Regions from separate parts of the Homo sapiens genome. Here region 1 is linked to region 2. A link is an interaction called in ENCODE POLR2A ChIA-PET data of the cell type or tissue named here. Cell type or tissue: MCF 10A. All regions are shown on one strand. Each heading gives the region's core, and the rest is flanking DNA. Links, peaks and the distances in the headings are about the cores only. Region 1 has its middle 8.2 kb from the start of KNG1. Region 2 overlaps EIF4A2 (eukaryotic translation initiation factor 4A2).

What was found. ChIA-PET counts read pairs that join two places held together with the same protein. Peaks named below come from ENCODE experiments on the same cell type or tissue, not always from the same donor. Only the 100,000 strongest peaks of a DNase experiment are listed, where the experiment ranks them.
Region 1: POLR2A ChIA-PET joins it to region 2 with 6 read pairs; 7 of 35 experiments call an interaction of 5 or more read pairs at or near these places.

The regions. Positions count from the first base shown.
Region 1 is chr3:186,706,457-186,711,842 of GRCh38, reverse strand. It overlaps the pseudogene HRGP2. Among named protein-coding and RNA genes, the nearest start is that of KNG1, 8.2 kb to the left of the region's middle. In MCF 10A, for the core only: no CTCF peak of the experiment used is centred there; no DNase peak of the experiment used is centred there.
Region 2 is chr3:186,788,428-186,793,813 of GRCh38, reverse strand. It overlaps EIF4A2 (eukaryotic translation initiation factor 4A2), which reads right to left. Exons shown (of 11, transcript NM_001967.4): 11 at 3,917-4,689. The coding sequence ends at 4,545. It overlaps RFC4 (replication factor C subunit 4), which reads left to right. Exons shown (of 11, transcript NM_002916.5): 6 at 867-1,010; 7 at 1,204-1,324; 8 at 1,964-2,089; 9 at 3,408-3,488; 10 at 3,559-3,672; 11 at 3,750-3,914. The coding sequence ends at 3,845. Among named protein-coding and RNA genes, the nearest start is that of SNORA4, 3.5 kb to the right of the region's middle. In MCF 10A, for the core only: no CTCF peak of the experiment used is centred there; DNase peaks (open chromatin) are centred at 2,443 and 3,173.

The sequences.
Region 1 (5,386 bases), core at 103-5,102, 82 kb after region 2:
TCCCTGCCTGACTGAAATAGCTTCAGGTTCATAGTCATGGGAGAAGGTAGATTGTAATGGGGAATTGTGTGGAAAACATGAAGAGTGGAAGAGATTTTGTGAAGTTCTGAGACAGAGAGGAAGGAAAAGTAGAGATGCAGTAGCTGAACACTGGGAGGATGGGGAAATGCATGAGGGAGCACTGTCCAGGGGGAAGTGGACAGGAGTGGTCGAGGCTGACCAGAATGTGTGTTTCCAGTGAAGGCTCACAAACAGGCCAGGCGCGGTGGTTCACACCTGTAATCCCAGCACTTTGGGAGGCAGAGACAGGCGAATCACTTGGGGTCAGGAGTATGAGACTAGCCTTGCCAACATGGCGAAACCTCATGTCTACTAAAAATACAATAATTAGCTGGGCATGGTGGCAGGTGCCTGTAATCACAGCTACTTGGGAAGCTGAGGCAGGAGAATCTCTTGAACCCAGGAAGGGGGAGGTTGCAGTGAGCCGAGATCGTACCACTGCACTCCAGGCTGGGCGACGAGCTGGAAACTCCATCTCAAAACAATAACAACAAAAGAAACAGGCCCGGGCAGCGTCTGCCGGCAGTGTCATCAAGAAGACAGCATGTGGCTGTGGCAGAGGCCTATCAAGGTTCTAATTCCAGTCCCACATTTTCTGACTGTAAGATCCTAAGTAAGTAATTCGACCTTTTTGGTTCTCCTCTTTCTTCCCTAAGAAATGGTGATGGTACAGCCCATTTTCCTTGCCTATGTCCCTTTCCTCCTTGGAGTACAGGTAGACTTCATTTCCCCATCTCCCTTGCATTAGGTGTGGCCATATGACTGAGTTCTAGCCAGTGAAATGTGAGCATGAATCATGCATGCGCCTTCCAGACCCGGCCCACAGAAACCACCTTCATGATCCTCCACTCTCTCCCCATGTGGGCTGGATGCAGAGGATCCAAGAGACAATTCTGAGGCCAAGGGGAAGGCAGAGCCACAGACAAAAGGGGCCTGGCATCCCGAATCACCATGCAGATGGCCACCTGCTGATAACCCGTATTGACCTGTAACATGACAGAGAAATCACATTCTCCATCATTAGGCCACTGAGTTTGTTTGTTCCAGCAACTGACCTATTTTGATACAATGATATTTTCTGTATAAGGGACTTGTTGGTAAAGATGAAATTACAAAACAGAAAAATCTTCAGAGTCATAATAAATGTTTACTGCACCAGGTCATTAAATAAACGTTTCTTGAACCCCTCGTGTTTGGGAGGCGCTTTAGTGAACAAACCAGACAACGTCTGTGCTATTATGTGGATGAAGAAAAAGAGGGAACCGGTAAGCATTTCTCTCCTGTAGGACGTAGAGAGTGGTGGTGCCACTGACAGCAAGGGTGATGGTGGGAAGTGGGAGAACTTTTCCAGAGAAGAGTGAGGCGACTGGGCTTTAGACATTTGAGGAGGCAGTCACATTCCCTCTGTGAACATCACCTGTGAAAGTCTACAGAGTATTTGCAAAGATTCATAGCCTTTTTAGCCATGATGACATAAAAAGTCTAGAAAGGCAAGGACACATGGTGTATCGTCTAAAGCCTCTAGTAGAATGTGTGATCTCAGGGTGGGAATGGTTTCTTTCTTTCTTTTTTTTTTTGAGATGGAGTCTCGCTCTGTCGCCCAGGCTGGAGTGCAGTGGCGCGATCTCGGCTCACTGAAGTTCTGCCTCCCGGGTTCACATCATTCTGCTGCCTCAGCCTCCCGAGTAGCTGGGACTACAGGCGCCCGCTACCACACCTGGCTAATTTTTTTTGTTTTTAGTACAGACGGGGTTTCACTGTGTTAGCCAGGATGGTCTCGATCTCCTGACCTCGTGATCCGCCCGCCTCAGCCTCCCAATGTGCTGGGATTACGGGCGTGAGCCACCGCGCCCGGCCCGGGAATGGTTTCTTATCCCATTATTCCCCTGCAGTATCAGGTGTGCATGTGAAGAATGCATTTAATTGAAATGAATTGAGAGCTTCAACTCCTCTGTATTCAAGGTAGTATTGTAATTAATTCAAGCAATGTTCATGAAAGTACTTTGTAAATTATTGAACCCTATTCCAGTGCTTCTGCAGGAGGATACATTCCGAGTTATTAACCTCTGTATCTTTTGTCCTCCCTGGTTCTCATCTTTCTCTTCTCCCCATTCAAGCAGCTGACCTGGTGTCCATGCCTCCAGGAGGAATGTGATTCTTCAGGGCCACATGCAGCTACATCTGCCAGCGTGGCCACACTGGTTGTTTATGGATGGTGGCTGTTCTGATTCGTTGTTTTATCTGGACTGATTGGTCAGTGCTTGTTTCATATTGGTTATGCAATACTTTGAGTATCACCATTGTAGTTGGAAGGTGTAGAGAATCTGAATTCTTTTTTCTTGTTTCAAATGATTGAGCTCTGATTTGAGAAGGAAAAGGAAAGACGATTTCAGCATGGAAAAATAGTCTTCTGGCCCTAAAAATAAATAAAGTGAACTTGCCTGAAACTAGAAAGAGAGCCCTTAGCTGAGGAAGAAGATATAAGAAGAGCAGCGGGGCCTGGGGTCTTTGAAGCAGAGGACACCTCTGCCCTGCTTTCTGGGCCTGTAGCCAGAAAGGCAGCAAGAAGCCAGGGAGAGAATAGTCACATGCCTTATCTTAGCAGTCATGTCCATTGCTAGTTACAGACACTCCTGCATCCACACTTTGCTACAGAAGTAGCAGATAAACCAGACTCAGAGTGATGTGAACAGGGTGGTGACTATCCCTTAGCAGGGGCGACTGTTGGGCTAATGATCAAGGATCAGACCTCCTTCTGGTGGTCACTACCGAGACAGCTTGGCACTGTGTGAGATTCTAGAACTGTGGCCCAACCTTGTGTGGAAAATAGCAGGGTAGGGCAAGGGTACCCCAAGAAGGACTGGGGCTAAATTTCCCACTAGGCCAGTAGGATTGCAACATGAAATTGAAATAAATTTGTTCAGAACATAAAGTGATATTTCTTGTGAACATGAATTTACGATCATGATTTATGCCAGCAAACTTCTTTGCAATTTATAGCCAGAGGTTTGTTTGCTTCATGATTGAATTTAGAACTTATTTTTCCAAGAGGAAATTTATGTAACTAGAAATAATCACTAGGAGAGAATTTGCATCACTTTTGTAATAATAATAATCATCATCTTCATCACTATCATCGTCCATCCTTTAAGTACCATACCTTCTTGGTATGCCCAGATGTAGCCCAAGCAGTAATAGAGACTGTAGAATTAGAGTCATGAGGGTGATTTTGGGTCCTGTTTGTGCCAGAAGGGGTGTGATGACCTGTTGACCAAGAAGGGGGCAATTGTGAAGGAGCTCTTTTGTTGAAGTGGAGGTCTGTCCGAGTGATCTTTTTCATCTGGGCGAGGTGGGAATCCAAGTTCTTGTGGCTTGTGGGGATAATGGTGATCTCGGGACCCGTGGGGTTTAAATGGAAGCTTAGCAGTAGGAGAATGCTCATGTCCACCAGAGTGAAAAGGTTAGCCCAAATGTGAAAAAAGGATAGCCCAAATGGGGTTTACACCATTGATGATTCTATATTCCTGGTTATGGAACACAGAAAAGTGAATATCATCATGTAACACGCAATGAGAACTTAGACATTTAACTGGGTTTAGACCAATGGCGCCCAGATCTTGGGTTCCACAAATGAATTTGAAAAGTAGAATTTAAAAAACGGTTCTGAAATTGTCATCTAACCCAGTTGATATTTAAAATATAAACAACTGTCATCTTCCATCATCATTTCACAAAAGGGTCAGAAATACAACTTCAGAGTAAAAGATAGTCCTACAGATGGATAAATGTTAGATATAAAAAACATTGTTATCAGCTGGATATGGTGGCTCATGCCTGTAATCCCAGCACTTTGGGAGGCCCAGGTGGGCAGATCACTTGAGCTCAGGAGTTCGAGACCAGCCTGGGCAACACGACGAAACCCCATCTCTATGGAAAAAAAAAGAAACATTATTATCCTTATTTTTCTCATTTTAACAGACAGTGGTGAAACTATATTATGGCCTGGAACCCATGTGTGGGACCAACACTGGGGAACTAGTGCCTTATCATTGATTTTTTTTTTTTTTTTTGAGAGGGAGTCTTGCTCTGTCACCTAGGCTGGAGTCAGTGGTGCGATCTCGGCTCACTGCAAGCTCCGCCTCCTGGGTTCACACCATTCTCCTCTCAGCCTCCGGAGTAGCTGGGACTTCAGGCGTCCACCACCATGCCCAGCTAATTTTTTGTATTTTTAGTAGAGATGGGGTTTCACCGTGTTAGCCAGGATGGTCTGGATCTCCTGACCTCGTGATCCTCCCGCCTCGGCCTCCCAAAGTGCTAGGATTACAGGCGTGAGCCACTGCGCCCGGCCTTATAATTGATATTCTTGATAGAGGTCTGAGGCTTGACGGTATGGACATCCCTTACTCCCCAAGGCTGAACACTTAACCTCTTCCCCCTCTTCCTTGTTTAGAGTTTAATTTTTAAAAATATCTACAGAGTCATGTTCATGGTGACAACCCTGCCCTTTGTTTCTCTTTCTTTCTTTTTTTAATTTGGGATGTGGATGTTTGGAGTATTTTCAGTTTTGTTTCTGATATAAAAAATTCCATGAAGCAAATCTTTGTACTCATGTAAAAAATAGAACTAAGATTTCTGGGACAGATGTAAAATATAGTTTTGCATCTTATTTATATACATTTATATAATAAATTTGAGGCTAATTTATTCTCCTTAGATTCTGTGCCTAATAATAAAAGCTAGGAATGACTAAGTCTCAGCGCTGGAGTCCTGACTGCAAGGAGCATTTTCAAATTCATTCAAGGTTGATTGAATTGGACATGATTTTACTTTTCTTCCAAATCTTGTTTCTCCCCAATTCTTGGAAAAGTATTTGTACTTTTCATGTGATAATAGCAATTGCACTCCTTTCCCCAGTATGGGGCATGCTCTGTATCTCTTGTCTTTCTCTTTCTCTCTCTTTCACACACAATCTCTCTTACAAAGCCATAAGAACCAATTACACTATGTGTGTGCAAATTCACTTAGTCTGGCACTGCTCATGACAAAGTTGCTTAGACAACCCACCTGAGGGTTGAAGACTTTGCAGATTACGACAAGATCTTTTGGGCTTTTCAAGTCCAAGGCTCCTGCATCGTAGGACAAATATACTCTGCAGACTCCATAAACTTTCAAAGGAGAGATAAACCTGTTAGTGTGTGTGTGTGTATGTGTGGTGTATATGTGCGCACATGGGGAAGTGAAGATGCCCAGCCAGAGGTGTGAACTTCCAGACATTCAGGAAAGGAAGAAGAGCTTTAGAAAAAATAAGAGTAATATGATCAGATAT
Region 2 (5,386 bases), core at 192-5,191:
GAGGCAGAGCTTGCAGTGAGCCAAGATCGCACCACTGCACTCCAGCCTGGGCGACAGAGCAAGACTCTATCTCAAAAAAAAAAAAAAGGCAAAGGATCTGCATAGACATTTCGTGCATGTGTAATAAGCACATTAAAAGATGCTCATCAACATCATTATCCATTTGGGAAATGAAAATCAAAGCCACATTGAAATACCACGTAACTCCCACTAGGATGGCTATGATAAAAAATACAGAAAATAACTAGCATTGACAAGGATGTGGAGAAATGGTAAACCGCATACATTGCTGGTTGGAATGTAAAATGGTACAGCCTCTTGGAAGACATGTCTGCTCAAAAACATGTACACAAATGTTCACAGCAGCATTATTCTTAATAGCCAAAACATGGAAACAGCCCAAATGTCCAACCGATTAATGGATGAATAAATGTGGTGTATCTATTTGCCATAGTATTTGACAATACAAAGGAATGACGCAAACACATGCTACAATATGGATGAACCTTTAAAATATGTTAAGTGGAAGAAGTCAGCCACAAAAGACTGCATATTATATGTTCCATTCATATCATGTCCAGAATAGGCAAATCTATAGAGATGAAAGTAGACTAATGATTGCCTAGAGCTGGGAATGACTGGGGGAAGAAGAGTGACTCCTAATAGGTACAAAGTTTCTTTTAGGAGTGATAAAAATGTTCTAAAATTAGATTGTGGTAATGGTTGCACAACTTTGTGAACATACAGAAAAACACTGAATTGTACATTTTAAATGGGTGAATTGTATGGTACGTGTATCTTTCAACAAAGCTGTTAAAACCAATATACATATTAATGTTCAACTCTTATGTGTTTCTCTGAATCAGTGGGAAGCCGTGTCCGCCTTTTAAGATTGTGATTCTGGATGAAGCAGATTCTATGACCTCAGCTGCTCAGGCAGCTTTAAGACGTACCATGGAGAAGGAGTCGAAAACCACCCGATTCTGTCTTATCTGTAACTATGTCAGTCGGTATGTATATTGCCCTGAAGACAGATGCTAGGCAGCCTTATTTTCATAACCCAATTAGGGAAAGGAAATTTAGGATTTTCAAGGCTACATTAATTTTTCCTCCATCAAATCTTGATTTGTTCTTGATAAAAATGAGTTCTTTTGGGGAAATTCTTTCTTTAGACACCAACTTGGTTTTTCTCATCTTCCACAGAATAATTGAACCCCTGACCTCTAGATGTTCAAAATTCCGCTTCAAGCCTCTGTCAGATAAAATTCAACAGCAGCGATTACTAGACATTGCCAAGAAGGAAAATGTCAAAATTAGTGATGAGGTAATTACTAATTATTACAATTATTAGAGTTACTAATTCCTTTGATGAATGCATATAAAGAGGCCCTGAAAGATTTAAATGTGTGTTGCCTCAATCCTGATGCCAGTTCTTCAGACAAACTTAAGCTAAAGGGGCAACAATTGAAATGTGTAGGAATTACAAGGTTTAGCTTTTCTATTACTTTTTGAGTTAATTATCTTTTAATATATCAGAGACCCGAAACTGAGGTGGATTTCATACATATAATGCAAATTCTGCAACATAAATCTCTGCATGATGACAAGATTTTAGTCTTCTAGCTAATACTTCAGTACTTCCCTAAAATTGATAGAAACATAAGGCCCTTATTCATTATAACAGAATTTAACCATAATTTGAATTTGCTTTACGTGAGCAAGAAAATGGGATAAATATGGAACATTTTTTCATCTCTGCAAATTTATTTCAGAAGCAAGAGATCTCTATCCTTCCATTGTACCCGGCCCCTAGACTGATCATATTTTCTCCCAAAACAGAAATGTTTTTTCTCATTAACTCTAGACTAAAACAGGGTTTTTCACTTTTATTAAACATTTTAAAATTAAAGTTATAAATCCTTAATTGGCCATCATAGGTTAAAAACAACTCTTTTCTCTTCAGGGAATAGCTTATCTTGTTAAAGTGTCAGAAGGAGACTTAAGAAAAGCCATTACATTTCTTCAAAGCGCTACTCGATTAACAGGTGGAAAGGAGATCACAGAGAAAGTGATTACAGACATTGCCGGGGTAAGAGTACTGGATATTCTGAATTTCTTTTTAGTTGGCTTTTTTGTGGCTTTTAGGAAATTTTCATCCAACAAATACTGGGTGTTTAGCAAGTGCCAAGTACTGCACTAGGAAGTATAAGGGAATAACCTGGGAGTATCAGAGTGTTTGAGGTGAGGAGATAGCACTGACTTTTCAGTTTGTCAGGCATGTAACAGACATTTCAGGAAAGAAAAGGACACTTTCAGTTGTTAGTTTTTTTGTTTTTTTTTTTTTGAGACAGAGTCTTGCTGTGTCGCCCAGGCTGGAGTGCAGTGACGCAATACCGACTCACTGCAACCTCCACCTCCCGCCTCACCCTCCCAATTAGCTGGGATTACAGGCACCTGCCACCATGCCCAGCTAATTTGTATATTTTTAGTAGAGACGGGGTTTCACGATGTTGGTTGACCAGGCTGGTATGGAACTCCTGACCTCAGGTGATCCGCCCCCCGCTTAGCCTTCCAAAGTGCTGGGATTATAGGTGGGAGCCACCGCACCCAGCCTTCAGTTTTTAGATTTTATAAGAGATGCCTTTGGCAGTTAAATCAATTTTAGCAGATGTTCTTATACATGAAAACTATTTTGCCAGTTGTATATAAACAAAAGGCATATCCAACTTACAGTAATCATTTATTAAAGAGAATGGAGTACCCCACTTGTCTTTGGATACTCCCATGTAAAAACTCACTTCAGAATCACTACTACTTAACAACTTTTGTTTCTGTGACATTTTTCACCTGCACGGTAGGCCTTCCATATGACAAGACTGGTACCACTAATCCTCTTTGTTTCTATGACGTTTTTCACCTTCACGGTAGGCCTTCCATATGACAAGACTGGTACCACTAATCCTCTTTAATTTTCTGGATATTGTGGACTTTTTAAACCAATCTCATTAGTGGCATCTTTACATGGAGACATTGAGAGAAAGGGCACTTCCCCTTTAAAGAAATCAGTCTTTTTGATTGATCTTGGCCACTGTTCTGAGGAATCGTTATAGCCGCTAGGGGAAAACTTAATCTTCATCCACTGACCAGAACAAGCTATAATCCATGTGTGCCCAAACTTGGAAGTTCACAAAGCCATTAAAGGGCTTTAAAAGCACAGTTGTTAGCACCTTGGTTGCTTAGTGGTGACTGGAGTTACTCTGGCCCTTTCCGTTCTCCCAAAGCCTTCCCAGGAAAGTATGGAACTTAGGTGTGGAACAGAAATGACTGGGGGCACGGGGGCCAGTTGGCAGAGTGTATGTCTAGTCTCACCTAGAAACATCTTTAATACCGAACATTCAATTACCTAGGTAATACCAGCTGAGAAAATTGATGGAGTATTTGCTGCCTGTCAGAGTGGCTCTTTTGACAAACTAGAAGCTGTGGTCAAGGTAAAGTCAGCTTACTAACTTTGGGGAAAGGAATATTAAGTCATCATACCAAAAGTTTTTTTTATTATAGGATTTAATAGATGAGGGTCATGCAGCAACTCAGCTCGTCAATCAACTCCATGATGTGGTTGTAGAAAATAACTTATCTGATAAACAGAAGTCTATTATCACAGAAAAACTTGCCGTAAGTAGGTACTTTGCACATGTCAATGGAACATTTAACTACCTGAAGGATGCTAATTTCTTAAATTTTTCTCGTAGGAAGTTGACAAATGCCTAGCAGATGGTGCTGATGAACATTTGCAACTCATCAGCCTTTGTGCAACTGTGATGCAGCAGTTATCTCAGAATTGTTAACGTGAATATATCTGGATGGGGGGTTTTGTAAATAATGAAGTTGTAATAAAAATAAAATGACCAAAAGCACCTTTAAAGTGAATATACAATTTATTTAACATTCAAACTTCATTAAGACATGTGCAATATGGCAATTTTACTGGGGATTAAACCCTACCTAGGATTGCTTGCTGGGGCTTAGCAACAGGGTCCAGTTCACACTTAGCACTAATTAAATACTTTATTGAATAAATACAATACCAAACAAAATGCATTCAAATGCTTTCTAAAAAAATTTTAAAGGCCTTTCTACTCAGGCTAATGACAAACACAATAAAGGCAGATATGCTAGTTTAACATAATTGGCTGATTTTATACAGCACTTATATCTTTTAGTCCACAAGTATATTATTAAATGATAGAGAACATCTAATACAACCATTTCTACAGAACTAGGAAATAAATTTCTAAGAAAGAAAGATTTTACAGACCCCATCTTTTATACCCACCCCAACAGTCTAACTCTAAAGAGGATAAAGCCAATGACTTTCCTCACAAGAGCTCACGACTAACGTCGCTTTGCTATCAAAATCTGTATTTCTGATCCGTTATGAGCATTGAGACAAGATTCAAATATTCCCAAAGAAAGAAGCACAATGCACGTTGTGATCGCCTATTCAGCAACAGCGAGCACTGCATCCAAAACTCTCATCCCAGGAATTAAATAAGGTCAGCCACATTCATGGGCATCTCCTCCACTGTAGTATTGTAGAAAGTCTCAATGTCACGAAGAATCCTCTTGTCTTCTTCAGTAACAAAGTTTATAGCCACACCTTTCCTCCCAAATCGACCCCCTCTGCCAATTCTGTGTAAGAAAAAGAATCAGAACGTTACTTCTCACATAATGTATAAACTACTGAACATGACGATCCACTTGTTAACCACCAGCTGCTGTTTACTTATCAAGGTTATAGTTCGTGCTTCTAACTGGAGCACTAGCTGCTAATGCATATCTAGAGAAAAAAATCTTCCTTTGCAGTTAGTGCCAAAAGGATTCAAGGCTTGTCTGGCTGCAAAATGAGATTTTTATCAGGCATCTTGAGCATTATTATAAAGCAGATGACAGTATCGTGTTTGGGGTAGTGAAATTAAAGCCCATACCAAAGTGGGCCAGCCAAGAGCAGGTGTCAGCCTGGGACAGATGTGAACACCAGGAATAAAAGAGCAGTTATGTAATCCATTTCGACGCACTTCTGGAACTGTAAACTGTAAACAAATGCTGCAAAGGTTAACTATTTTCTAAAACTTACTTTTTTCCAGTGGGAAAACAAATATTTGGTATGGTAACCCAAACTTATCACTGCTTTTTTGCTCAGTTTCACACGTTGTAACTCAAATTACTCTAAACGTGTTTAACTGCCAAACAGCTACCTGCATGTTAGAAACCAGACAATACAAACCACCTAATAAGAAAGGTTCCCTAATAGAAATACTAATACAAAAAAATGCCTTAGCTGGAGCAACTTAAAAATCAAATAATCATGACAAAAGAAAAACAAATA